Regions from separate parts of the Mus musculus genome. Here region 1 is linked to region 2. The links are chromatin contacts, found by Hi-C or POLR2A ChIA-PET in ENCODE. All regions are on one chromosome and are shown on one strand. Each heading gives the region's core, a stretch centred on a gene start or an enhancer-like site at or near the end of the contact. The rest is flanking DNA. Distances are from core to core; before and after follow the strand shown.

The links. Hi-C counts contacts between places; a loop is a spot of excess contacts on that map. ChIA-PET counts read pairs that join two places held with the same protein, here RNA polymerase II (POLR2A).
Region 1: a loop to region 2 is called in a map of heart, with 2.2 times the contacts of the local background. The contact joins the promoter of Magi1 here to the enhancer-like site in region 2. A Hi-C loop is called at or near these places in 3 of 37 maps with a recorded cell type or tissue (all heart). POLR2A ChIA-PET finds 5 or more read pairs at or near these places in 3 of 5 experiments (Patski and embryonic stem cell).

What each region holds. Positions count from the first base shown.
Region 1 is chr6:94,282,097-94,287,104 of GRCm38, forward strand. Magi1 (membrane associated guanylate kinase, WW and PDZ domain containing 1) reads right to left here and starts at 1,821. Exons shown (of 24, transcript NM_001029850.4): 1 at 914-1,821. The coding sequence starts at 1,226. It overlaps Gm31661 (a long non-coding RNA gene), which reads left to right and starts at 1,825. Exons shown (of 5, transcript XR_377886.4): 1 at 1,825-2,833; 2 at 4,826-4,967.
Region 2 is chr6:94,239,503-94,244,239 of GRCm38, forward strand. The region is part of intron 1 of Magi1 (membrane associated guanylate kinase, WW and PDZ domain containing 1); the gene reads right to left. Among named protein-coding and RNA genes, the nearest start is that of 4930511A08Rik, 4.4 kb to the left of the region's middle. Within about 2 kb of position 1,854, at least 1 of the 3 ENCODE cell types and tissues checked has a DNase peak (open chromatin) inside an H3K27ac peak, as active enhancers do; it is heart, where a contact is called at or near this core.

The DNA.
Region 1 (5,008 bases), core at 571-3,070, 43 kb after region 2:
CGTCCCCTCAAGCCCTCCTCCTCCTTGCTCAAGGTTTAACAAAAAAAGACCCATACACTTTTGGTAGTTGTGTGACCTTGGGCAAGTCATTTACCTAAGGTCAGACCCGGCTTACTTATTGTAATATAGGACTTACAAAAACCGAGTCGTTCTTATAGCATTGATGTGAATCAGAATGAGATAATGCAATTAAACCACTTTACAGACAGCCTCTCACATAACACGCTAACAATGAATTGTAACTCTCAACAACCATCATCAATAAGGACGACGGTGCAAGAGGAGGAGGTGGCTGGGTAAACTTGGACTAGATTCGCGCCAAGCGCTAATCACCCCTTCCCCCACCGTAGGTCTCCACAAGGAGGAGACACAGACGTCACCCCGCTGTGGGGTGATTGCGGGCTCTGCAGGAGGCTGGATTAAGGACTCCAGTGGGTTATAACCCAGCCCCACCTGGAGGGGTTGCAGGATGAAGGCAAATTCTGTGATGGAAGAATTCCAATCAACCATAAATAGACCCTCTCCTTCCACGACCCACTCTCCAGTTCAGGGAAACAGGCAGTGGCAAGCCACCAGCTCCGTGAGCTCATCCATCCCGTAAGGGGCTGGGGGAAGCGTCCACCTTAGCCTCCCTCAGTTCCCCATCTGCCTTAAGGTGAAGGCGAGGCTGCGCAGCACTAGGTGGCTACGACCTAGAAGTTGGCAAACCAGACCTGGGAAGCATCTCCCCGCTTCCCGGCGCAACCCCGGCCCCAGCCCGCCACGCAGGTGGGCGCACAGCCCACAACCTCACAACTTTGAGTGCATCTGGTCCGGGCCTCAACTTTGGCTCACAGCACTCGGAGCAAACGGCGCCCCCTCAGGCCTCCCCTCTTTTTCGGGGTGCGCCCCCCAAAGGCACGCCCCGTCTTACCTTGTCTGACGGCTTTGAAGGTGACGGCCTCCTTGCAGCTGTCGATGACTCCCAGCACGTCATAGCGGGGCAAGCCGGACACCCGGACCCCCTGCACCTCCAGCAGCAGCTCACCTTCGGCCAGCTTCGGCCCCTCGCCACCGCCGGGAAGCCCCGCCGCCTCGGCCGCCGCCACCGCCCCCACGTACGGAAACTCCCCATGCTCCGCGCCCCCCAGGACCGTCACCCCCAGCTCGCCCTGGGGTCCCCGCTTCACGGTGCACTCGTGAACGCGGCCAGTCCAGTGGTTCTTCTTCTGGATCACTTTCGACATGATGAGTTACAGCCCCTCCTCGAAAACAAAATTCAAATTAAAGAAAAAAAGAAAAAGAAAAGAAAACTGCTAAAACGAGAGACAGGTGCCCCCACAGCACGAGCCCCCGGAGCGGCGGGCTCACGGGAGAAGCATCTCTCGGAGCGCGGGAGCGAGCTACTCGAGCCTCCTCGCCCGACTCTCTCGCGCTCTCAAGCCATCATAAAACAAACTTTCCGGGCTCCGTGAAGAGCCCTGCACGGGCGCCCGCGAGCTTTGTTTGCATTCCGGTGCCTCCGGGTCCGCGTTCCGGCGCCGACCGCGCTCCCGGGACCAGAGTCCACTCCGGCGCCGCCCGGGCCCGCTCTCCGCTCCGCGGCTCTCTCCACACACGCCGCGCCTGCTCCGCGCCGGCCGGCCGCTCCTCAGCGCGAGGGAAGCCCTTTCCAAGCTAGTTGCCGGGAGCCCTGGAGACGCGACGGCGCGGGGCGGGGGTGAGGGGACGCGAGGGAAGTGGCCGCGGCCCCTTTAAGCAGATACAAAGGCTCGGCTTGTTTTGTTACAGTTCATTCTACTCCGCGCGGCGGAGCGCAGCGGCCGGCTGGAGAGGAGACGCGCGCGCATGCGCCCGGCGGCCGCCCGCGGGCAGGCCCGCCCCACCCCTCCTCCTGGAAGGGAGAGATTCCAACGCGCCTCCCGCGGGGTCCTAGGGCCGACCCTTCATTGACGCCAACTTGCTCCTCTCCCTGCACCCCTAGAATTCCTCCTCTTGCAGTGTGGTCGGCTCAGCCAGAGCCTTTTGGGGGAACACGTGTGCTTGCCCGACTCCAGCTCTCGAACTTTTGGAACACAGAGAATTTGGCTTTGGTGTTTGCAAATCGTTTCAAACAGGTGGGGGCTGGGAGACCAATTCAGCGCGGGGCTCACACTCTTGCTGCCTACCCGGGTCCCTCCTCGTCCTCCGCTAGTGCCTGGCCACGCCATCGCTCACGCGCCTTCCGCCACATTTCCGCGCCTGCTCCCCGCCCAGGGGTTCAAGTCCACATGCGGAGCCTGGCTCTTGTCTCTGTGACCCTGAGGACCCGAATCAACAAGACCCACACACCCTCTGCATCCCTGTCCGCGCCCACCAAACGCACCTACACATACGCTCCCATCGTTAAACTTTGGGGCCAACTTTTTAGGACAAGGAAAAAACTGCCAGCGAGCGAGAAAAGCCAAAGCTAGCGTGGCCTTTTTACCTAAGACTTCTCGCTGGCCTCTCATTGTCCTTCCAGCAAAGGGGGCGGCGGTGGCCAGCCCCCTTTGGCTTCTAGGAGAGCCGAGAAACCTAAGCACTGCTTTGGGGAGTAAAGATCACCGCAGGGTGCGGGTCCTGCACAAGCGTGGGCGAGCCGGCCACCTCGGAATTCGCCGCCCAGAGGCGGGGTCCAGTAATCGGGGCACTGGTGAGGCCGGGACAGAAAGAACAGCCCCCACCGCCAAGAAGCCAGTGCAGTGGTGGCCCTAGCGGTTTTGTTTATTTTTCAGTGGTTTCCAATGAGTTCCTCTTTGGTCACGGACTTGAGAATCTACTAGATAAAAGGAGCTGAGTTGGAGCCACTCAGAGAGATGAGGATGTCACTGAGGTGGGTCGAGAGGATAGGTCTGAAGTTCAGATTCCGCAGGCATCTTAAGTACAACATTAAGTGAAGACCTTCCACTTGCCAAGGCTGGAGGAATACAATCACTCCCACCCCCACCCCCACCCCCTCCTCCACCCCCACCCCCACCCCACCCCACCTCACACACAGAGTTGTTAGAAATAATACATAGGCACTGGAAACTTGCAAAGTAAATAATTTATGGTGGCATATAAAATTTCACAGTCTGATAACTGGGGGGGGGGGGGGTGTCAGAGTCCTTAGTGGTTGGGGTTGTAATCCCCTCTCTAGAACATAAGCATACATTTAAGCTCTTCAAGCCCTGTTTCTAGAGAGCTATTCTAAGTTAATAAGAATGAGGGCCTGGCGTTTTACATCTGTAATCCTGGTACTTGTGAGGCTGAGGCATGGGGACCAAGAATTCAAGGCAAAGTCTAGGAGAGGATGGCCTGGGCTCCCTAAGACTGGCTACACACAAAAAACCGTCTTGCTCCTGATTATTTGAAAAGGTGAAAGGAATTTCATGTCTCTGGTGTTTTGTTGTTGTTTTTTTTTTTTTTGGTTTTGTTTTTGGGGGATTGGTTGGTTGTGTTTTCCCCCAAGTGGTGATAGTGGTGTTGGGGGAGGGGGGCTGCTTTTTGGTTTTGTTGGTTTTGGTTTTACTGAGGTCAAATGAGCAGTCCCTTCAAACCTAACTGCCAAACCCTAACAGAGATCTAGCCATCAGCATCTCTAGGATGTTTTAATTTGCTTTTTGTTGCTATAATAAAACACTAACCAAAACCGACTTAGTCAAAAAGGGTCTATTTGAACTTAGAGCTCAGGAATGCACCTTACTGGTTTGCTTCTCCTGGATTGCTCAGCTGCCTTTCTTCTACATCCTAGGTCCACATGCCCAAGGATGGCACCCACCACAGTGGCCTGGGTCCTCCTGCAACAGCCAGCAATCAAGAGAATGCCCTATAGGCATAGCTACTCCCCAGGTCCGCTACCATGCTCTTTCTCCAGCTGTGTCTAGGTTTTCCTCAGGTTGACAAAAACTTCACTAGCAGAACCCACCACTCTTTGTCAACCATTACTGTTAAACTGTAACCTTCCCTGCCTTTGTACCCAAGATGCCATTATAATATTGATACAGCAATATAAAATAGATTTTCAAAGTCCCATGTCTTCAAATTTTGTAGCATTTTACAAGTTCAAGGGCTCTTTTTTTTTTAAAGATTTATTTATTTATTTATTATATGTAAGTACACTGTAGCTGTCTTCAGACACCCCAGAATAGGGCATCAGATCTCATTAGGGATGGTTGTGAGCCACCATGTGGTTGCTGGGATTTGAACTTTCGACCTTCAGAAGAGCAGTTGGCACTCTTAACTACTGAGCCATCTCTCCAGCCCAGTTCAAGGGCTCTTAATAAATCCAGTCTCTTAACTGTAAAGTGAAATCTCTTCTGTAATGTCAAATCCTTCCAGATGAATAAATCTCACTTTTTTTTTTTACTATTTTGTGTTGGTCCATATTCATATAACTATCCTTCACTTGTGTGATAGATTGAATGCCTATTTTTCTGTCTTTGAGACTAGGTCTGACTCATTCTGCAGCCCAAGAAGACCTCAAACCCTCACTCTTGCTTCCCCTCTTACTGCTGGATCATGTACCACTAAGGATTCCATTAAGTTGTGTTGCTATACAACACTAAAGACCTCAGATTTAGCATCTTGATCCCTATGTATTTTTTGTCACGGTCCCATTGGGAGGGTAAACATATGACATGCTTCTCTGGAGTATGCACTACAGGAAGGCATTTGGATTCCTGGCATACTCCCAGTCACGAGTACCTGACTCCTAATACTTCAGGAGTCCTCATGTATGTGCAAAGGCCTCTCTGCAAAAATGTACATTTTAAAATGTTTGAGACACATTTATAGTCACTGGTAGTCTTGACCTTGTGTTTCTTCTTATCACTTCATTTTCTAGTAAGACCTATTTGCCAATAATTCCCTTACCCACATAGAACTGGTGTCCCTCGCTTCCTGACTTCACTCGTACCCTCAGCTGGAGCATGCCAAGGAATCTACACAGCCAGACTTCCATAATTCCTCCCAGTGCTACTGAAAAGGTAGAGAGGATTGGAATTTAGACCAGTTCCCTTCTTCTATT
Region 2 (4,737 bases), core at 604-3,103:
AGCCTCTTAAACTCCCTCCTCTTCCCAAGAAGCTAGGTATTACTGAAGTTTATTTCTAGACAAGGAACTGAATTATTTAACAAACATCTCATGTAATCAAGAAAGGCTGCCAACAGGCTTCATGGAGTCTAAATGACATATTATTAATTTGCTTGCTCCTCACAGCTTTCCTGGCAACATAAATGGTGCCAGTTTCCCCCAACCCTTTAAAATGACAGTTCTGCCTCACTTACCCAGCAGCACATAGCCCTGGGAGTCACGACAGCAGTGGTTCTCAACCTTCCTAATACAGCAACCTTTTAATACAGTTTGTGTTGTGGCTACCCCAAAGCCTAACATGATTTTCGTTGTTACTTCATAACTGTAATTTGTCACTGTTGTGATTCATAACACAAATATCTGACACACAGGACATTTGGTCATCGAACCCCCCCCCCATGGGGTCATGACCCACTGGTTGAGAAACACTACACTACAGAGACCTGCAGATGATCCAAAGGACCAGCAAGCCCTCCCTGGTGAACAAGACTCATCCACATCAGAATAGACATCACCCATTATCTCAATCTTCAGAGAATGACTATGGGGTACCAACTGTTTTGGGGTTCGCTGACAGAAGCAAAAACGTGTTCAGCACTGCAGTCTAGGCAGCCTTCAGAGACAATTTTTTAAATTGAATTAAATTATTTCTTTTTAGTTAGCTGACCTTGAACTCACTGTGTAGCCTAGGACTTTCATTCCTCGTGCCCCCCTCTCTCAAGTGCTGGGATCAAAGATGTGCAAAATATCCCCACTTGACTGTAGGAAACTTCCTTATAACAACCTATGAGTTAGTTAGGTGTGTGAAAACTGCTATGCTAGATGAGAGGTCTCACTCCATGAGGTAAGAATCCTCTGTGGTCCAGGTATCACTTGCACATGCGCACAGCAAGGAAACATCAGGTAAACCAGCCAGGCAGCCAATAAGAGCCAACACCTTGGAATGAAACAGATCCTGATCCATTATGATCTTAACCTAATCTGGGTTCCCAGCTCAGAGGAGTGCACACATGACTGTGTGGTAAATGTAGACACACACATCACACACACACTCCACACACTCGGAGGCCAGAGGGCTTCAGGTGTGTTCCTCTATCACTCTCTACTGCCTTGAGATGGGCTTTCACTGAATTGAAAGCCTTTACAGCTAGGCTGGCTGGCCGCCAGCCGGCCAGAGAGGATCCACTTGCCTCTGACCTCCAGGGCAGGAATTACAGATTTACTGCCTTCCAAGCTTTTCACACAGGTGTGTGGGAGTCAAACTCAGGCCTTCCCGCAACAAAGCACTTTTATCCACTGAGCCATCTCCCAAGCTCTCTTTCACACTCATGCCTGGGGTCCCCCACTAGAATGGCACACAGCAAGAGGATAGCAAAAACTCCTTAGCTGAAGTCACAGACCTCTGTAAAGCAGTCACAGCCCTGCAATGTTCAATAGAGGGATCTATAAGTGCACAAACAGCGGATGCTGAACTCGTGGGAGAAATCTAAGCAAAAAGCCTAGCATAACTTGCACACATAAAAGAATGAGCCAACAAACAATTTCAATCATTACATCCACCTCAGTGACTGGATCTGTTCAGTTTACCTTTGTTTTCTACAAAGACCAGTCCCTTGCATAGAGAAGATGTAAAACTGCCATTTCTCTTGACGAAGAAGGAAACCAAGAGTTGCCAGGTCAAGTGCTAAGCATGGGAGGTACAGGGACCTCAGCATGTTCCTCCACCAACATACAAGCTTCCGGGAACCAAGGAGATTGTCTACCCCAGTCCTCAACTCTCACACAGACTACACAGGCCCTGAACAAACACAGAGGCAACTGTGAGCCTCTGATGACTCACGCTGCCTTGGCTTCTCCCTGGTGTAGACAGACATCAACCAACACATTTCCAGAAAGGTGCTAAGATAGCAACAACGTTAGAACAAATGCAGTCCAGCCTAGAGCTGGATCCGATTCCCCATGGGACCTTGCAGTAGTCAGTCACCACAATGACTCACGAGCAGCGGCCATCCACACTGACCCCACTCAGATTCCAGGACACACACACATGTAACACAGAGAGCCTGTAAAGGTCCAGAGGACAACATTCTTGAACCTTCCTGAAGAAACTGGTTCTTTCCTCCAGACATGAGCTCCAGGGATTGAACTCAGGTCGTCTAACTTATGTGGCCAGCTAAGCCACGTCACCAGCCCAGTAAGGAATTTTTTTAAGAGGGTCAAATCCAAACTGTATCACTAGGTCTCAAACAGTGAATTCAAACCATCGTCAAGTTTTTGAAGGTGACAGAATGAGAAGTTACATCCCTTAAGCCCACAAGTTTAACCACCTCACGGACTTATCTCTTGTACCGAGCACGCACAGATAACCCCAGCACTTTGATGCCTGCTTGTCTTACTCAGGCATCCATTTCTAGAATATTCAGCGTCTACCTAAGTCTGTTTTCTAGGCATTCGGGGAAAAGGCACGTGCAGTCAAATGTCTGTGCACCGATTATACAGGATATTTTCCCCTTCAAAAAAAAAAAAAAAAGTAATTAAAATTCTAAGAATTCCAGCCCTGCCCCATACAAATGAAGACTAGAATCTAGACCCCACCACTCAAAAGCTAGAAAAACTTAAGAAACCACTGAACTCTGACCTCCAGTCTCCCTACCTCTAATATGGGGATAATTATAACAGCCAAGTAACTACCATAAAGTATCTAGGAATATCGGAAACACATGCCATCACATGTGTCCAGCACTTTACCAAAGAAAGGGACACAGGAAACTCTCAATGACTGCCACTCCGATTATAGCTTGTCTTTTTATACTGCACCTAACCCTAAATTAACAGTGTGACACTTCATCTTTTTTAAAGTCTCATAATTCTACCCCACTGAAGCCTAACTGAATTTAAAATATACACCAAAAACTAAAAAGGAGATACAGGCACAGCTGCCAAGTGGCAAGTAAGAAGCTGTAATTTTCCATCATTGGAATATATTTAGTGATAACTATAAATGAAAAACTAAGAGAGAAAAAAAAATAGCCCCTGCTTCCAAGCACTCGTCCAGTCTGACAGCCTGAAGAACACAACACGAAGCTGGACTTGTAGTTCCACTGGCCCTGCTCCTTCCTCCCATCTGTAACGAACAGCCACATCCCTGGGGCTGCACCAGGAACTCTCTGCGAGGTGAAGATACCTTGCAGCTGCAGGGAACAGCTGTAATGGTACTGGCCCCCAATCAGGGTAAGCCATCCAATGACTGGTATGTGCTCGGTTTAACAAGCAGAGCTTGCTATTGCTGAGCACGGCGACAAATGACATCATCTCTACACACCTGACTGGTGTGGTCCACTGTCAATTTTCTCAGAGCTGAAAAGGAAAGGTCCTTTTTAGGCAAGTTGGAAGCCACAACTTGCTTAGCAGAGGCAGGTATAGTATGTATGTATATACATATGCACACACACACACACTTTTTCTCCCAACCCCAACTGCAGATCACATCACAGGGCCTGCATGGAGAACCCTTTCTATTGTAGGAAGTACTTAAAACTGGGTGTATGGACACAATCCCTGACTCAAGCACTGTGACCTTACCTACCTTACACTGAAGGACTCCACATAAAATTCAGACCACTTAAAATCTGCACTAACTTATCCACACACCAAAATCCATGGTGGCCAAGAGTTGTCATGCTAGAATAAGGTCACACTACAGAGAGATGCAGTTCAGCCGCACAGAACGCCATACAAAAGAGAAAAGGTACATATAACATTTTCACTGAGTTGTACTCTATCATAGCACCCTGGCTGCTACCTGAAATTATATTGCTCGGTGATTTTCTTTCATGTTCTGACCTTTTCCTCCTCCACGGCAGAACTTCCACACAACAAAGATGCCATCCACCTTGTTCACTGTAAATCTGGACCCAGAAGACACAGCAGTAGTGTGGTAGGTTCTATTAATTTTGGAAACTATTCTTTCCCTCTTCTTACTCTAGGGTCCATGGGAGGACTGTACTTCCCTGGCCTGCTTTGGGTATGCTGAGATGACTCCGTGTGATGTCAATTCCAAGGCTAGCCTCCAGAATAACATACGCAGAGTTCCCCAACCAACGTGCACATGGGTGAAAGTAGAAATACTCCATGCCGATGAGTACGTTCAGCATGATGATATGTCACGCAGCCCTTCATGGAGAGATAACTGTCACCGCAGGCTTGCTATAAACATTTGTGGAAGTAACAACAAACGATAAAATCCACTCACTCTTTTAATAAAGCATGTATATTTAGAAACTGAGACACCAGACTAAGACTAACCTATTAGGCCTTCCTTATTTAGCCACAGCCAAAAGATAATGCCAACTTCTAAAAATTATAGATCATGTTCTGAAACAATTTTTTTTACCCTTGCCTTTCCTAGAACGCTGCTGATGCGAAAACTTCAGGCTCATAAGGTGCCAATTTTTATAGCGTAATATTCCTTTCATCTAATGCAAAAAGCCTCAAAGCCCATAAAATTGAGGTTGTAAACTTTTAAGGCACATAGCTTCATGGGGTTAGTGTTGATGTGTTCCCATTATTGGAAACAGTTAATGGAAGTGGTTTTATAGTACACTTACATATTGTACTCACAATTACTTAATTCTTAACAGAGGATAGAATCATCTCTAAATGGGGATAAAACCATGATACATTTTACTAGTGCCTTTT